2 separate regions of the Homo sapiens genome follow, and region 2 is linked to region 1. Evidence: chromatin loops called from intact Hi-C (ENCODE). Cell type or tissue: tibial artery. All regions are shown on one strand.

The links. A loop is a pair of places that touch in the nucleus more often than their neighbours do. Peaks named below come from ENCODE experiments on the same cell type or tissue, not always from the same donor. Only the 100,000 strongest peaks of a DNase experiment are listed, where the experiment ranks them.
Region 2: it touches region 1 in a loop (9-fold over the local background); 1 of 110 quality-filtered maps calls a loop at or near these places.

What each region holds. Positions count from the first base shown.
Region 1 is chr15:61,244,062-61,252,061 of GRCh38, forward strand. No RefSeq gene overlaps it. Among named protein-coding and RNA genes, the nearest start is that of RORA, 19 kb to the left of the region's middle. In tibial artery, no CTCF peak of the experiment used is centred here; no DNase peak of the experiment used is centred here; H3K27me3 peaks cover 448 bases.
Region 2 is chr15:60,679,321-60,687,320 of GRCh38, forward strand. All of the region lies in intron 1 of RORA (RAR related orphan receptor A), which reads right to left. It overlaps RORA-AS2 (RORA antisense RNA 2), which reads left to right and starts at 2,249. Exons shown (of 2, transcript NR_120319.1): 1 at 2,249-2,675; 2 at 7,407-7,929. In tibial artery, no CTCF peak of the experiment used is centred here; no DNase peak of the experiment used is centred here; H3K27ac peaks cover 1,060 bases.

The DNA.
Region 1 (8,000 bases):
TGCTTCTCCTGGGCCTTAGAACCCTCATTACTAAGATGATGGCCTCAGTAACCACAAAGTCCTTTTCTGTTTTTATAGATAGTGATTCTGTGGAAAGTATGAGTACTTCCCCCACAGAACTCTGAAGTGTTTACAGTATGGGCTTCTCTGGGTTAAGGCACCGAAGACTATCACTAGACTGTGACTTTTATGCAAAAGGAAGTACATTAAATCTATATGTACCATTAACCCCTCACTAGTCATTTGTTTTGCTTATTCATATGATTATATCATCATTTCCTCCACTGACAAATTAGTTACCATTTACTGTGGGGCACATAAGTGTGAGGCATTTTACCAGGTAATGACGATGAAGCTATGACAGCCTAGAGTCTCAGCTCAAGATGCTAGTTGAGGGGGCAGAGGTGGGCATGATGTGGGAATGTGATAAGAGGTATGCATGAGAATTCGTGTATTTGTTTGACCCCATTCATCAGAGATCAGAGTCATCATCATCCATTAGCAAGTTTTGCTATGCAAAGAGCAGGGGTTTAGAATCTCAGGACATGTGTTGAGATGGCAAGCTCTTTTACCCTGATAAGTCTTTCTCCATGCTAGACTGTATCAAATTATGTTCCATTTCAAGGAACAAAAAACTCAACTCAAAATGTCATAAGCAAAAGGAAAATATGTCATAATGTAAGAGTTACTCTGTTAAGATGGACCTGGGCTGGGCTAATTTTGTAGCTCAGTGATATCAACAAGGGTTTTTCCATCTCTGTTCTCTGCATCCTCTGAATGTCACCTGAATCCCTCATGCTGACAAAATAGCTGCCACTGCTCTAGGTATTAACGTCCAGCAGAAGAGGGCTATCTTGTCCTTGTGCCTTTTTTTTTTTTTTTTGAGACAGAGTTTTGCTCTTCCCTCTTGTTGCCCAGGCTGGAGTGCAATGGCATGATCTCAGATCACCACAACCTCTGCCTCCCGGGTTCAACTGATTCTTCTGCCTCAGCCTCCCGAGTAGCTGGGATTATAGGCCTGTGCCACCACACTGAACTAATTTTGTATTTTTAGTAGAAACAGGGTTTCTTCTCCATGTTGGTCAGCCTGGTCTTGAACTTCCAACCTCATTTTTCTTTAAGAGAGAAGACAATTCCAAGTAGCCCCTCAACAGACTTTCAGTCTTGTCTGTTGGCAAGAACTTATTCACAAGCCTACTTGTAAACCAGCCACTTAAAAAGGAACTGGGAGTACCAGAATTGGCTTAGGCTAATTGAGATTTATTCCTGAATAGTTGGAAGGTCACCTTTGCTGGAGGAGTGGGTGCCTGAACACAAGTGCAGTCCTATTAGTAAGCCAGGACCTTCAGCTCCTCAGTTGAAAGGGAAATAACTATTCTACTTTTGCAAGACCGTTGTGAGTATTAAAATCATGTAGCAACATTTCGAACATTTTAAAGCACTCACAGATATAAGGCACTATTATCCCTCTACTATAAAGCAGAGATTCTCAAATTGAGTGAGGATCAGAGTCCCTTAGATGGCTTGTTAAAACAGATTTCTGGGCCCCAGAGTTTCTCATTCAGTATGTCTGGGTGAAGTCAGAGAATTCCTTTGTCCAAAAAGGTCCCAGGTGCTGCTGCTGATGGTGGCTCAGGATCATGCTTTGAGAATCCGTGTTCCAGACTATGAGTTTCTTGTGCGTAAGGACCATGTCTTATTTCTGTTTACATCTCTAGCACTTCAGTGCCTGGTGTGCACAGTAGATAGTGAATAATAACAGCTAATCTTTATTCTATACTGAGCACATTATTAATTCTTTTACATGGATTTAATGTGGGGAAAGAGGCACACCCCCACTGCCCTGGTCCACTGCTTTTCCTTTTCTTCCTCCTCCTTCTCTTCTTACTCTAGTTTCTTCCTAATCATGTATCTTTCCTTGTCTTTTTGTCCTACACGAATTTAACAAAGTAAGGACCTTTAATCCTTACTGTAACATCATGAAGGAGGTACCATTATTACCCCTATTTTACAGATGGATAAAGTGAGGCATAGATGCAGAAGACTAGTAAATGTGAAGCCAAGATTCGAACTCAGATTTATGTCATTCAAGAACCTGTGCAATTAACTAAAACTTTATTCTGAATGTAAGTGGTTGCTGATTGTTTGTTGAATGAATGCATATAAGATTCTAAAGGAAGGACAAATAACACAGTTGTATGCCAATGAGTTAAAAAAGACAAGGCAGAGCTAAAGCATGGGCCAACTCCTTGGGAATGTAGTCCAGGAAAAGCCCTTGACACTGGGGATCCTGGGCAGAAAAGTAGCAGGCAGCACAGCAGGCCCCCTAGGGAGGGAAGATCCTCAGGGAGGTAACTCTAACCAAGGGGAAACAGCTTACACTCAGGAGCTCCAGTTCACCTCCCTTACTCATTGGCCTTGGCTTATCTTTCACTGACACAGCAGCCCTGCATGAGATGTGATGAAAACATAAGAGCACCAAGGGGCCTCATTCTCCCCATTTTCCACCCTCGGCTGTCCATGCATTGCAGGGAGAATTCTGAGCATGCATCCCTTGATGTGAAGGAAGCCTCTTTACAGATGTGCATTCACTCTCTAAGTCACCAGGGTACCATTTGGTAAATTGCTGCTGCAAAGCAGTGAATAGTACCCTGGTGGCCTCACAGACTGACTGTATCCCTAAAAGTGTTTAATTTATCTCTGGGGGGAATTTACACCCTGGGAAAATCTGCTTAAATGTACAAATGAATCTTCTAACCAGCCAAGATTGAAGATATCATAAAATAATAAAGCCAGAAGGCACTCCCTGAAAGCAACAGGTTCATCCCTCTCCTGGCACACACTCACTACACAGTCTCAGGCGGGTGGATGTCCCTGGTGATTTCAGAAGAGCAGAGGAAGGAGGTTCCAGGATGTCATTCCACCTCTCTGATCCTCAGAATATTTTTGCTCACCTCACTTAAATCCCTTCAGCAGTAGCTTCGGCTCATTTCAGTCTTCTCAGCCCCCAGTGAAGATGGAGGACAGATGATCAGCAGCACCCTCTGAGTAAGAATGTTCTTAAGCATGATGACAGCCAGTAAACTTCTAGTAGGTCTAAACCTTTTAGGGTTAAGCCCGAGTTTAATGACTTTTCTTTCCATTCCTTGATGTAAAATTAAAATGCCAAGAATCACTCTCTCATTGGACAATTTCAATAGCATCTCAATCAGGATAGACTACGTCACAAGGTTGTAGTCACCAACCACCAACTCTTAATAGCTTATAGCAACCGAGGTTTGGGTCTTACTCACACCAGTGTTCGCTGCAGGTCAGCAGTGTGGGCTCTGCTCTTCACAGTCATATTTCAAACATTATTGGTCACTGGACCAGTGGGAAATCATGCATGGACTCTTGCAGCTTTCACCTGGAGGTGAGAGTTGTCACTTCTATTCACATTGCATTAGCCAAAGCAAGTCACATGGGCTCACCTAACTCAAGAAAGCAGGTAAGGGAAATCCTAACATGTTCCCAGAAGGGAGCATGGGAAATACTTGGTAAATCAGCACTAATGACAACCACAAGGAACATTCCTGTGTGGGAACTTCTTTGAAAAGGTATTTTACATCACATACCTGGAAATACCTGGAAAAAAAGTTCAATGAAGTTGTGAGCATGTATATGCAACAGGAAGATGAATCTCCAGTTCTGTATTTTTACTAGCACATGCACTTTTGGGGGGAGCTATGTCTATTACAAAAAATTAATATTTCCATCTCATGTAATAGGAACACATTCAAGGGGCAGTAGAGGAGGAGAGAGATGTAAATTCAAATGAGCTAGTGTCTGATTCTATACTACACATTGAGAGTAAAAAATGAATTAAGAAACTGTCCCTAGTCTTAAAGAACATAGAGTCCATCAAGGAGATAGTCAAATTAATACTTAAATTCACTATAATGCATTATACCATAATGGGTAAATATACAAGTTTTGGGATCAAAAAGACCTGAATAGGCATCCCAGTTTCTATCTACTCAAGTGTCTTCCTCACAGATTGTCCATAATCAGAGTGGCCTTCTTCAGAGGGCTTCTGAGAATTAAAGTAGGCAATCTATGTAAAACATTTATAGCACATATTAGAGAAATGCTCAAAAGAACATTTTATTGGAATGAAGTTTCAGTCCATTACAGGAGCACAAAGGGGCCTTAGGCTAGGGCACTAGGGATGGTTTCCTGAAGAAAAGTGGCTCCTGCATTGTGTTTCGAAAGGTGAATAGGGTTTAGTTAAGGAAAAAAGGAAGTTAGAGGCCTTCATAGCAGTAAAGATAATGCAGCCATGGTCCGGGACCTAAATCAGAACCAAGACATAGCTGGGTTCAAACCCCTGTTTTGCTATTTTTTAGCTATGTGACCATGGGTAAGTAATGTCAACCCTCCAAGGCTCCGTTTTCTGATATATTCCTCATGGGGTTGTTATGAGTATTACAGTTCCAGCTAGCATTTGATTAACTGTATATGCAATAAATAAAGGCTTGAACTTGTGCAAGAATGGAAACATGAGATGCCAGTGCTTTTGCCTACACTACATTTTTACCAGTGCCTTGGATTTATAACAAAGAGCATGAGCTCACTGCCATTATTCCATGCACAGAAAATGTAAGAGAAAGGCAGTTTCATTGGCCAGGGTTGAGGGCAAGAGCGAGGAATAGAGCTTTGTGTTTGTTTTTTGTTACAAGTGGTAGGGTTCCTGTTAGCAAAGGAAGATAATTGACTTATAGTTTCCACCAAACTTAAGCTGCTTCAGTTTGTGCCAGATGAAAATTAAATAACTAGCAAGGAATGCTCAACTCCAACATCCTCAGCCAACAGCCTGTTTCTCTATAAAGATGGGCCCCCAGGGAATGGAGATGGATGTAACTGCAATTAAATAGGTGCATAAACCTTGCAGAGAGCTGTCACCGCAGTGCCAGAGCTTGGCTGGGATCTATTCTAGAGCATTCATCACCCCCATTCATGGTTTGCTCCAAGGGAAAGTGCATCAAAATGGTGGTGAGCATTCCCAGATCTGCCCATTCTTAAAAAAATAAAAGTCCAATAAAAATGTCATTCTAAAATGTTGTCCATGAAAGATGATTGTTTCAGAAAATATAGTAGAGAGGGTCTGATGTTTCTTTTAAGGTTTCAAAGTCATAGGCCCCAACCAAAGATGTGAAAAGATATATATTTTATCACCTTACCTGAAATTCTCACAGTCACTACTATCTTGCCTGTAAATAGAAATGTAGGCCTCCTATGCACACTTATTGAGTATTTACTGTGTTCTATACCCAGTGTCAAGTTCCGTGCATGTAATACTGAGTAAAATATAAGCCCTCCCTGTGGCTTTACATAATTCAAGACTAGGTTCAGCTCTACATAAAAGAAATCTATTCAAAACAATGTTTTAAACTACCTAGAAGTTAATTCTGTTTCTTGGATAAAAGAAGAGGAGCATGAAGTTGAGGACTGACATCCCAGCTCCATGAAGTCAGGAGCCCTGACTACTCCTGTCTTGTTGCTCTGGCCTCTTTTACATGATACCATACAGTACAATATGGCTGCTTTAGCTCCAGCCATCACATTCACATCTCAGTAATCAAAAAAGAAGTAAAGGCAAGAATATTAATGCTTCTTTCCTTTAAAGACATTTCACAAAACCCAGATACTTCCGAGTTTCAAGGAAAGCTAGTAATTATATAGTTTTTATTCTGGGTTGTCACGTACTCAGCTAATAATTGGGAGTTCTGTTACTAAGGAAGAAGGCAAAAACTGATATTGAAGGACAATTAACAGCTTTGCCACAGGATTAAAAATCTTGCTTTTTTTCTTTTCTGCATTGTCTTATTTATAACCAAACCACTGAAGTAGCACCATTCTCCTCCAAGAAGAAGAAAAAGCCCTAGGCACAAGTGTATTACAGGAAGAAAATTGTCTTGATTTTTACTATCTTTCAGATTAATAACAGCTGAAAGTTTTGTATGAAAACCACAATGGGAAAATATAAAAATATCAGAGATATTTTAAGGATGTCCCTCCAGGAGATCATTGTTTAACCTCTTGGGGAAAAATAAGTGTAGATGTTTACTTCATGCTGTAAATAAAAACAAAATCCCTGAAGATAAAAAATTCAAATACGAAAAACATGAAGTATTCCACAAGTAAATTTAGGGTGTTATATATTTAATCTTGTGGTGAATAGGGTCATAAACAGATCACACACACATATATCACACACACACACACATACACACAAATATATACATGCAACACCATGCACAGAGATGACGTACTAGGTAACGTATTTGAAATGGTAATATAATAATAGCCTAATGTAAGAAAATGATGAAAACTCCAAGTGTAAAAACGACAAAGGCAATTTACCAAATAATTACATTTAATTTACATGAGTTTAAACATAATTTTGCCAAAAACAAATAAAAAGGAGATAAAAATCCCAAGGAAAATAATTGGAGTTATTCTACCCACTATTCCACTCAATAAGCCTAAACTCTAGATTGCACTTGTAATAAGAGATGAGGACCTATCTCTTGTCTCTGTACTTCATGGACAACGTAAGGGATCTTTGAGAGTCATTTGAACTGTATCTGATCTTTTGCTTTAAGGGCTGTCTTTAAAATCTAAACGTCATGTGGAATGTAACATCTCTTTACCCAGAACTGGTGAGGAATGGGGGAGATGGACTTTCTCACTCACAGCTGGTGGGAAATAGAAGCTGATAGAAGCTTTCTTGATGATAATTTGGCAATGCAATGCGTGAAGTTCAACAGCCTGGGAGGTGTTTGAGAACTGTAGCTTGTTCAACAGGCATGGGGACAGACTGTTGGCAGAGCTGAATAACAACTTAGTGAAGCATTTCAAGAAATTAGGCTTGCTAGTTGGCCACATTTAACCATTTTCTTATTATGCATCTCAATAGAGATATAGGTCTATAAACCAGCGTTTCTTCAGGGAGTCCTGAGAATCTGGGTGGTCTTTGATAGTCTTTAAAGGGTTCTCCAGGTCTTTTCATGGTTTCAGAGGGAAAAAGGCTTAAAGAAATTCTGTTTATATATGTTTGAAATGTGAACTTCATTATGATCTTCTAGAAATCTATAGTGCTAATAACCATTACATTCTTAAATGTTGGTTATGCACTAGTAAAATTGCATTTGTTACTCTGTCTTGACTAATTTCAGATAATCAGTGTACTTAACATTGGTTAAAACCTTTTTCTGTCTCCTTTGGGTTATAATTTTATTTGTTAAATTTGAATTTATTGTTGTTACTATATTGTTGTATCATATTCTCAATGAACTGAAAGGATCAATAATTCAGAAGTCACTGACTGAAGTATGTGAGTAGTGATAACACAATTCAAAATAATGTGTAAAACATGAATTGTGGGCTGCTCCAGGGGACTGCTCCAGTGCAAATTGTGGGCTGCTCTGTGAATTCACATTCAAAAAGATGTGAATCTCTGTGTGCTGAGACACCTGTATTTGCAAGTGCGATGGCTTTTCATACACAGTCAAGAAAGAAAAAAGGGAGTAGGAAGAACTACGATGAATCTGAAAATTAGATTTTATTGAGCCAGCCAGCTATTCATTCTCAATTCTAAGTGTTTTTTTCTGATATGGAACTGCCAAATCGTGGCATGAAACCACCACATTAAAAAAAAAATTCTCTCTAAATACAGCCACTTCTCTAGTAAATAAATTTATATTTTCCATAATAAGCACAAAATAATGTTTTCTAGCATGAAATTGATGAACATTGTTGCTAAAGGCAAACAAGAGACCAAAACTACAGAAGCATCCTTCAAAGTCACACTCCTTATAGCATAAAAAGGAAAGAGTGTTACTCCTGAGAAGCTTAGGAAATGACACCCAATATAACATATATTACACTTAGAGAAAGAAGACAAGCTATTGGTGAAATTCCGTTATCAAATGAGACAGATGGACATAGCATAACAACAG
Region 2 (8,000 bases), 560 kb before region 1:
AAACACGAGCGATTCATGAGTCAGCACCCTTGATATTTCAGGATGATTTATAGGTAGCAGGTGACAAATAGAACTAAGCAACATTTGGCACAGAAGTCCTGATAAAGATAGCATAAATGTATGCTTTGATGCAAACAACACTATCTCCATTTCAGAATTACTACATTTTGAATCCTTTATGCTGCATTCTTCTTGGGAGACGTTCTTGAGACTAAGTAGGCTCAAAGTCATAAAACTGTTGAAAACATTTAGCCTGTGACTAAGAACTGTGGTAAACCTTGAAATTTTTTTTTCTTTCAAGTTATTAAGGGAACTATTTAACCCTCCTTTGGAAAGTAAAAGTTGTTGAAAAATTTGGCAGCCACATCAGACCTATTACTTAGCTAGGGAACATGTCGTACGGGGAAGAAATCTGTTGTGAAAATCCACGGCAGACATTTTTTAAAAAGTTGGTTCCGAAGTTGTGAGCCAAGACCAAAATCACACACTTGCTCCCCCCAACACTTTCCAAAGGACTTATTTAGGGAAGTTGAAATTACATAGCCCAACTCAAATTCTTCTCCCCGACCCCGCAACTTTTATTGAGGAAAACTATTGTTTTGTTTGTTTGTTTGTTTGTTTGTTTGTTTTAAATCATGTTTGAGTTGGCTTCACAAAGTGAAGTTAGAACCTTCTAAAAAAATCCTTGAAGACTGTCTCACATGAAAACTACAAAAGTGTTCTAGAATTTTTTGAAATAACCTTTATCGTGGGAAGGGAACTTCCCCCAGCAGCAGCAGGGAGTAAAGTTTAAAATCTGAATACAATTTGCAACTCCAGCTCATGACACCAGCACCAATAAATTGATACATTAGTGCACTTTCAGCATTATGAGAGATATATGTGTATTTTCCTTAGGAAATAGTGCTTTCTGTAAAATCACTTTGAAGAGAAAGTGCTTAGGCTGTCTCTCCTGATTATTCAAAACCTCCACACAATTGGATTTAATACAGCCCAAAACGACCTATCTATATTCGCTGAGTGTGGAACTATTTTCTCTTGACATCCAAAGGCCTGATGAAAATACCACTGCTTTGACTTTTCTACTTAAATTTATTATACAGCGTGATGCAGTGTTCTCATCAAATATTTTCATGACGATTACATTGATAATAGATTTTGAAAATCTTCCCAAGAAAGCTGCTTGATCTCGGAGGTCGCAGTAGCTGGCATGGAGCTAAAACTTTTCATTATCTGTCTCCAGGAGGAAGCATGACTTTGGCAACAACACAATCTCTCGGTCCCTCAGTTTTGTTTAACTGTCAATTAATAATCAATATAAATAACTGGGAGCTACACTTATATTGGAGTTGCCAGATTTAGTAGATAAAATACAGGCTACCCAGTGAAATTTGAATTTCTGATACTAATTTGTAGTTTATCTTACATTCAAATTTAACTGTGCATTCTGTATTTTATATGGCAGCCTTAACCTATACAAGAAGAATGTAAATTATATTTATTATAGCCAATGAAGATATACCAATCAATTAATAAACACATTTTTATGGAGAAAAGCTTAGAAGACACACTCCTGACACAAGAGCAATATTTGTTAAAATTGCATTACAACTGCTTAATTATGGAGATACGACTGTGCATGATATTTAATTTTTTTTAACCTAGCCATTCTGAAGACAGAAGTCTATTTCCCTAGAGAAAGTGAACAAACAAAAACAATACAAACACACAAAAGGCAAATTTAATGAAAAAAATCAGAAAATGTATTGGAATTCTCTTTGATCCTCTGAAACCTAATTTCTCCATAGAAGCTCTAGTACTTCATAGTAAATGATTCCATAGAAGTACCAAAAAAAGCAGAAAACATCCTTTTCATTTCACAGATGGGGAAACTGAGGCTCAGGAAAGTTTAATTGGCATAATAAGACATTTCTCTGTGGAAAGTTATATTAAACTGGAAGTACACTCATGGCAAATCTTTAAAAACACTAGTGTAGATGTACCCTCAAAAGAGTAAATACTCAAAAAAGTTTTACTCCTTGGAGCATACCACTCAGCAGTCAGCTCTGTAAATAATTTAAACCTATGGGAGTGCCCTCAGCCATATTTAAACCAGGAAGACTCATCCTGAGTTTGGGTGAAAGATGTACTCAGATGCTGATGCAAACACACAGAAACCACAGTCCCTACTACTAGAAGAGCATATTGAATTGAATCTAGAATGTTCCGGAATATTCTAGAACATAGTATTCTGCCAGGAATCCAGCTGACCGAATTACCCACACTTGCCCACCTTAGGCCTTCATTCGCAGCAGGCATGTGTGCCTGGGTTTGTTACCAGCAGCCATTTTCTCACCCTTAAATGAGGGATGGGTCTCCCCTTTTCTTTTTCTCATTTTCCTAGAGGTTACAAGATTCCTGTTTTTCTCACCAGGAGGAGAGGTCAGCCTCAGTGAGCTCATAGCAGTCATACATTGCCAGTGTTTTTCCTCAAGTGGAAGGAGAAAGGCCTTCAGAAAAAAAATCGTATGCAAACCTAGTGCTACCACCAGCAGTAGCTCTGAATCGAGATTTTTGGGAGAATTAGGCTTACTAAAGATAAACTACAATAAGTCTCAAGGAAGCAAATAATTCTGATTCTAATGAGGAATCCAAGAATAAAGGCAGCTCTTAAGGTAACTAGATCTGGAGTCAAGCTGACCTGAGCTTGCGTGTATAGCCCATTTTCCTGCTTCTAGGTTGAGAGACCTTGAACAAGTTACTTAACTTTTCTAGTCCTGAATTTCTTGGTTTTTAAAATTGTATACAATCATGATGACACTTAAAAGACTGTTGTGAAAATTAAAGGAAATAAGGATGTATGAAGAGCTTTACAAATTGGGAAGTGTGACACAAATGACTTTGGTAAGGGGTGAGCAACTCACATAGTATTAGTTTAACCAAACTGAATTACCATGTGATAGTGAAAGCTATGCCATTGCTACTCATGATGTCCCTCAGTTTCATACTGACTCATGGCCTAGGACTCTGGTTTTCAGACCAAGTACTCTGACTAGAAAATATCCTCATATTTGATGGAAGACAGCATGAGACGGAGAACCAAGTTCCTTAAAGTAAGTGTACTCTATTCTAGATCCCAAGCTCCATTCGCTTTACTCTCTAAAGTCTAGAGAAAGAGCCTGGTATGGTGGTGGGTACCCGTAATCCCAGCTACTCGGGTGACTGAGGCAGGAGGATAGCTTGAGCCCAAGAGTTCAAGTCCAGCCTGGGCAACACAGTGACACCCAGTCTTAAATTTAAAAAAATAAACAAAAGGAAGCTGCCTACTCACTAGCAAGTGGCTGCATTATCCAAGTGGGCTGCTGATCAGCACAGGCAAGGACTTTGGTCCCCACTACCGAAGGGCATCGAACCAAGTCCAGCTGTTGTGCAGGTTTTGATTCACTTCCAAATGACTGGGAAGAACACCAAGATCCTTCCCCAGAGATTCACAAACAGACCACGAGCAGGGTAATGCTCTCTACAGAGATAGGGACTTGATAGAATTGTGGTGAATGACGGGGTGGAACCAAGTTTCTAAACCTAAAATACACATACACCCTGCGCCCAAAGTGAACACGGTGGATGACTTGGGCAAATAATTTAGCTTCTCTGGGTCTTAGTTTTCTTATATGCAGAATGAGGTAGTCAGTGACATTTTTTTTCTTCCAGACAGGTTCTCAGTGTGTTGCCTGAACTGGAGTGCAGCGGCACCATCATAGCTCGCTGCAGCCTTGACCTCCCAGGCTCAAGCCATCCTCTCACCTCAGCCTCCCTAGTAGCTGGAACTACAGGCATGTGGCACCATGCCCAGAGAATTTTTACTTTTTTTGTAGAGATGGGGGTCTTGCCATGTTGTTCAGGCTGATCTTGAATGCCTGGCCTCAAGCAATCCTCCTGCATCAGCCTCTCAAAGTGCTGGATTAAAGGCGTAAGCCACCTTGCCCAGCCAACATGATTTCTTAATTTCCCTTCCAGTTCATCAACCAATGGCTCCTTGCCCTGCTTCTAAGCTATCAAGCCAAACCACATCTTTCCAAGCAACAGGCTGTCAGATCTATTTCTCACTGTAAGAAATCCAATGTGGCTCATAATCAAAGGTAACCCCCTGAAACTTTTTTCTTCTTGCCTTTAACAACCAAAGAAGAAAAAAGACAGTGCCCACAAAAGGTTATATAAGTAAAAGATGCACTTTTCTTGGGAGATCTTTAAAAATTATCTGGGCTAGAGAAAAATGGCACCTTTTGATAAAGCTGTAAGACTCCTTCTATTTTACCCAGATACACATACACACACACACACACACACACACACACGGCAGGTGTATTTCCAGATTTCCAGGTAATGCTTGAGCACAATTTCTAACTTAACAATATGACAGAAGTTTTAAATTGCCAATTAAACCCCTAAAACTAAGAGGGCTAAAAGGCCCCAAAATATTCGGTCCAAAGCAAAGTTGAGCTTCTAATACAGCAAAAATGCTTGACTCTCTTTAACTGGCCATGCTTCAAAGTAAAGCAAAGGAAATGTCATGAAAATATCACAGATTTAGCCCTGCCATGGTTATCAGTAGGGAAGTTTCATTATAGTCATCCCAGAACAGAGCACTTCAGGAATGTAAGCTGGTATTTCCCGTCAGTGCCAAATCTTGGACCAGTTAACTTTCTTGACTGACTTCTAATTGTCTCTTGGTTTTTAGGAAATTGTCTGGGTATCCAGTTAATTTTACTTTTTTTTCTTTTTTTTTTAGTAAGAGGTGGCATTTTTCCTCTTCCCAAATTTTGCAATTACCAAACCAGCATTTCCAGAGGCCTTGTATCCTGGACAAGGCCCTAGACTTGATGCCACTCTGCCACTTTGCCAGTATTCAGCCTGTGTGTCTTCTTTTGTCCTCTTTTGCAACGAGAAAACAACTTTTGAGATAGAGATATTATAAACATGAAAAAATTCTGTGTTAGCATTAAAAAACGAACAGGCTGGTCATGGTGGCTCACGCCTGTAATCCCAGAACTTTGGGAGGCCGAGATGGGTGGATCATGACGTCAGGCATTTGAGACCAGCCTGGCCAACATAGTGAAACCCACAGTCTCTACTAAAAATACAAAAAATTAGCCAAGTGTGGTGGTGGGTGCCTGTAATCCCAGCTACTCGGGAGACTGAGGCAGGAGAATCACTTGAACCTGGGAGGTGGAGGTTGCAGTGAGTTGAGATCACGCCACTGCACTCCAGCCTGGGCGACAGTGCGAGACTCCATCTCAAACAAACAAACAAACCACTCAAAACCATGCCATGTAGATTTCCTTTTATTTTAAAAATATGTCAATATTTTTACTTTGCAAGTGAATGTGGCAGGGAGGAAGAGATGTGTTGAGTGATAATGAACAAAGTCTTGAATTGGCCCAACTCATGTCTCTACACCAGGCTTGCACATTGACTCCTCCTTTAATTCCTAGAAAAGCAGGGCTCCAAATCTGAAGGCTTTCACAAGATTTATTCTCCCTCCCTGCAAGATGTCTGAGTTAAAGAAGACACCTATTATTTAAGCTATGAGCGCTTGGGCAAATATAGCTTAACTTCTCTGAGCCTTTCTTTTCTTATTCCATAAAATGGGAATAAAATTCTTAGGACTAGGTTTATAGTAAAATGTAAGATAATTCACGTGGGGCACAGGATATAGTACCTCTTTCCTACTAAAGTATGTTTCTTATTGCATACACCTTGTGAATCCACTTTATATTAGACAAACAGAGAGACAACCCTTGACTGGACATAGGCAAAACCCATTAATCCTGTTATTAAACGGGATAATCCGGGAAGGCAGCATTGGAGAGCTAAGGAAAGAATTTTCCAAATAAAACCCAAACACTTAACCCACTCCCTGCCACATTCTCAACAAGCATGCTGCAAAGGCTGTGGTCTCCTGGATCCGCTGTGCTCTCCTTACTTCTTTTTGACTTCCTCATTGTGAGGCGCTAGCAGTTAAAACGGCAAATTTACACGCAGTGCATGAACACTAGCTAAGAAACGAGGCCTAGAATTTAGGCTTCTTTTTTGAATAGCTAATAATTGTTTTCTAAAGAAAAAATATCACTTTGTGCTGGCCTTATGTCCCCCTCCTCCTCAATCCTGAGTTGTCCCAGGAGACTGCTCCATTCTACACATAGTCAAAAAGAAAATCTATGCACGAGGCGGATCCGGAACACAGCCCGAGTAGGGCCTCGCCAAACAAAATGATGTTACAAAACAATGTCCTTGTCTAGGACAAAAGAACTATTAATGATAATCAGTACATATTACTGAAAGTGCTCCAAGTAATCTTTGGACTTTGTTTCAAAAATTCTTAATGGACACTAATGCTTAGAGTTCACTCAAAAGAGAAATAAATTATGTGCCAGGGTTGCAGGGACCAAGGACAACACGTGGAAGGCATCAAAGCATTAGCAATGTTACGACAATCAAACATTTTGTAATTGCATAAAAAGCCTTTAAAAATCATTTAGATATACTAATTATGAACATTAATAATACTATAATGGGAGGTTTCTTTTATGTTCGATTTGAGCCTAGGTTGAGCTGTTTCGGCAATAATATTTCAGCTCTTTTACCAACCAAGGTGCTTTGGACGCCATGAAAAATATTCCATTTTAGTTTGAAAAATGGTTATGGGAATGGATAAGAGGAATTTTTCCTGTTTTTTGAATTCAAAAAAAAAATTTGTGATTGCTCTCCATCTCTAGGTCATATTTCCTGACATTAGTGCCCAGAAATATCTTTTAATTTTGGACAGGCAGACCAGAAGTATGCCCTCTTTCAAGTCCTGCCTTTATCTTTAACAAAACAGTTCCAAGGACAAAGCCTCATTCCGGGTTCCCCAGCAAAGGCAACATAAAGAGACCATCAGTCTATCAGAGAAAGAAATCTTCAGACAAAACTTATTTGGGAAACATCCCTCTTCTCAGAGATTACTATTCAATGCACTACGAAAAGTCCATATGTAAGGAGGGCAATTTCTCTTGTTATTTACTCGTCCCAAAGTATGATTAGTACTTATGTATAGTAAGAATCATAAGAAGCCTTATTTTTTCAAATTGATTTCCTTTTATTGAGTGTCTGTATGGAAGATGATGCTATCCATTCGATATTACCTGGTTGATTTAAATTTGATCTTGGAGCTCTGAGGGCAGAGGTGTGAACTGATATCAACACTTTCAGCTTAGCCTTCTAGAATTGAGCAGTTTTATCTTCTAAGTGAATAATTCAGCTCAGGTAAACATCAGCAGCTTACACCATGCTTTTCCAGAAATGCTTTACTTTATGTGCCTCTGCAATCTGTTAAATCTGTTTATCTTTGTCACTCATATGGGCAGGTACGGAAGTGAACTGTCTGTGGGTGACTTGCCTGGATGCCGGCTATAGCTGCAGCCCCCAAAGTCGAAGCTACCAGAACAGGTTGGATGAGGATGGCCCAAAGATTATGGAGTTGCTGGCCCCAAAGCAAGTCAGACACTATGGGAAGTTTGCATGAATCATGCCCTTGGATAGACAACCTAAATCATACCTCATCGAGCATGGATCCTGGTCAGCATACCAAGTCAAGGCAAGTAAAGACTGAAGAAATATCACCTGGTCTGCAGCTCCCCCCAGAACGAAGTCTGCTACTGATGGCAGAAGCATAGATAGACCAAGGGTATCACTATGTAATGATGGAAGAAGGAAAAACCCCATGCATTCACTCATGTCTTGAATCACCTAGAGAAGAGAGGGAATCTGCCAAAGTGGACACAATAGAAATTCAGTTCTAAATTTGGAGGAAATGAGGCCCACTCTCAGATAAGATGAAAAGTAAAAGCCCTAGGATCCAATGGGGTATTAAACAAATATTTAAAAGTAGAGAGGTGGTGACCAGTTATTTCCTGATATATAGAATACCATGGGTCCATAAAGAATTTTTTAGAGTATCA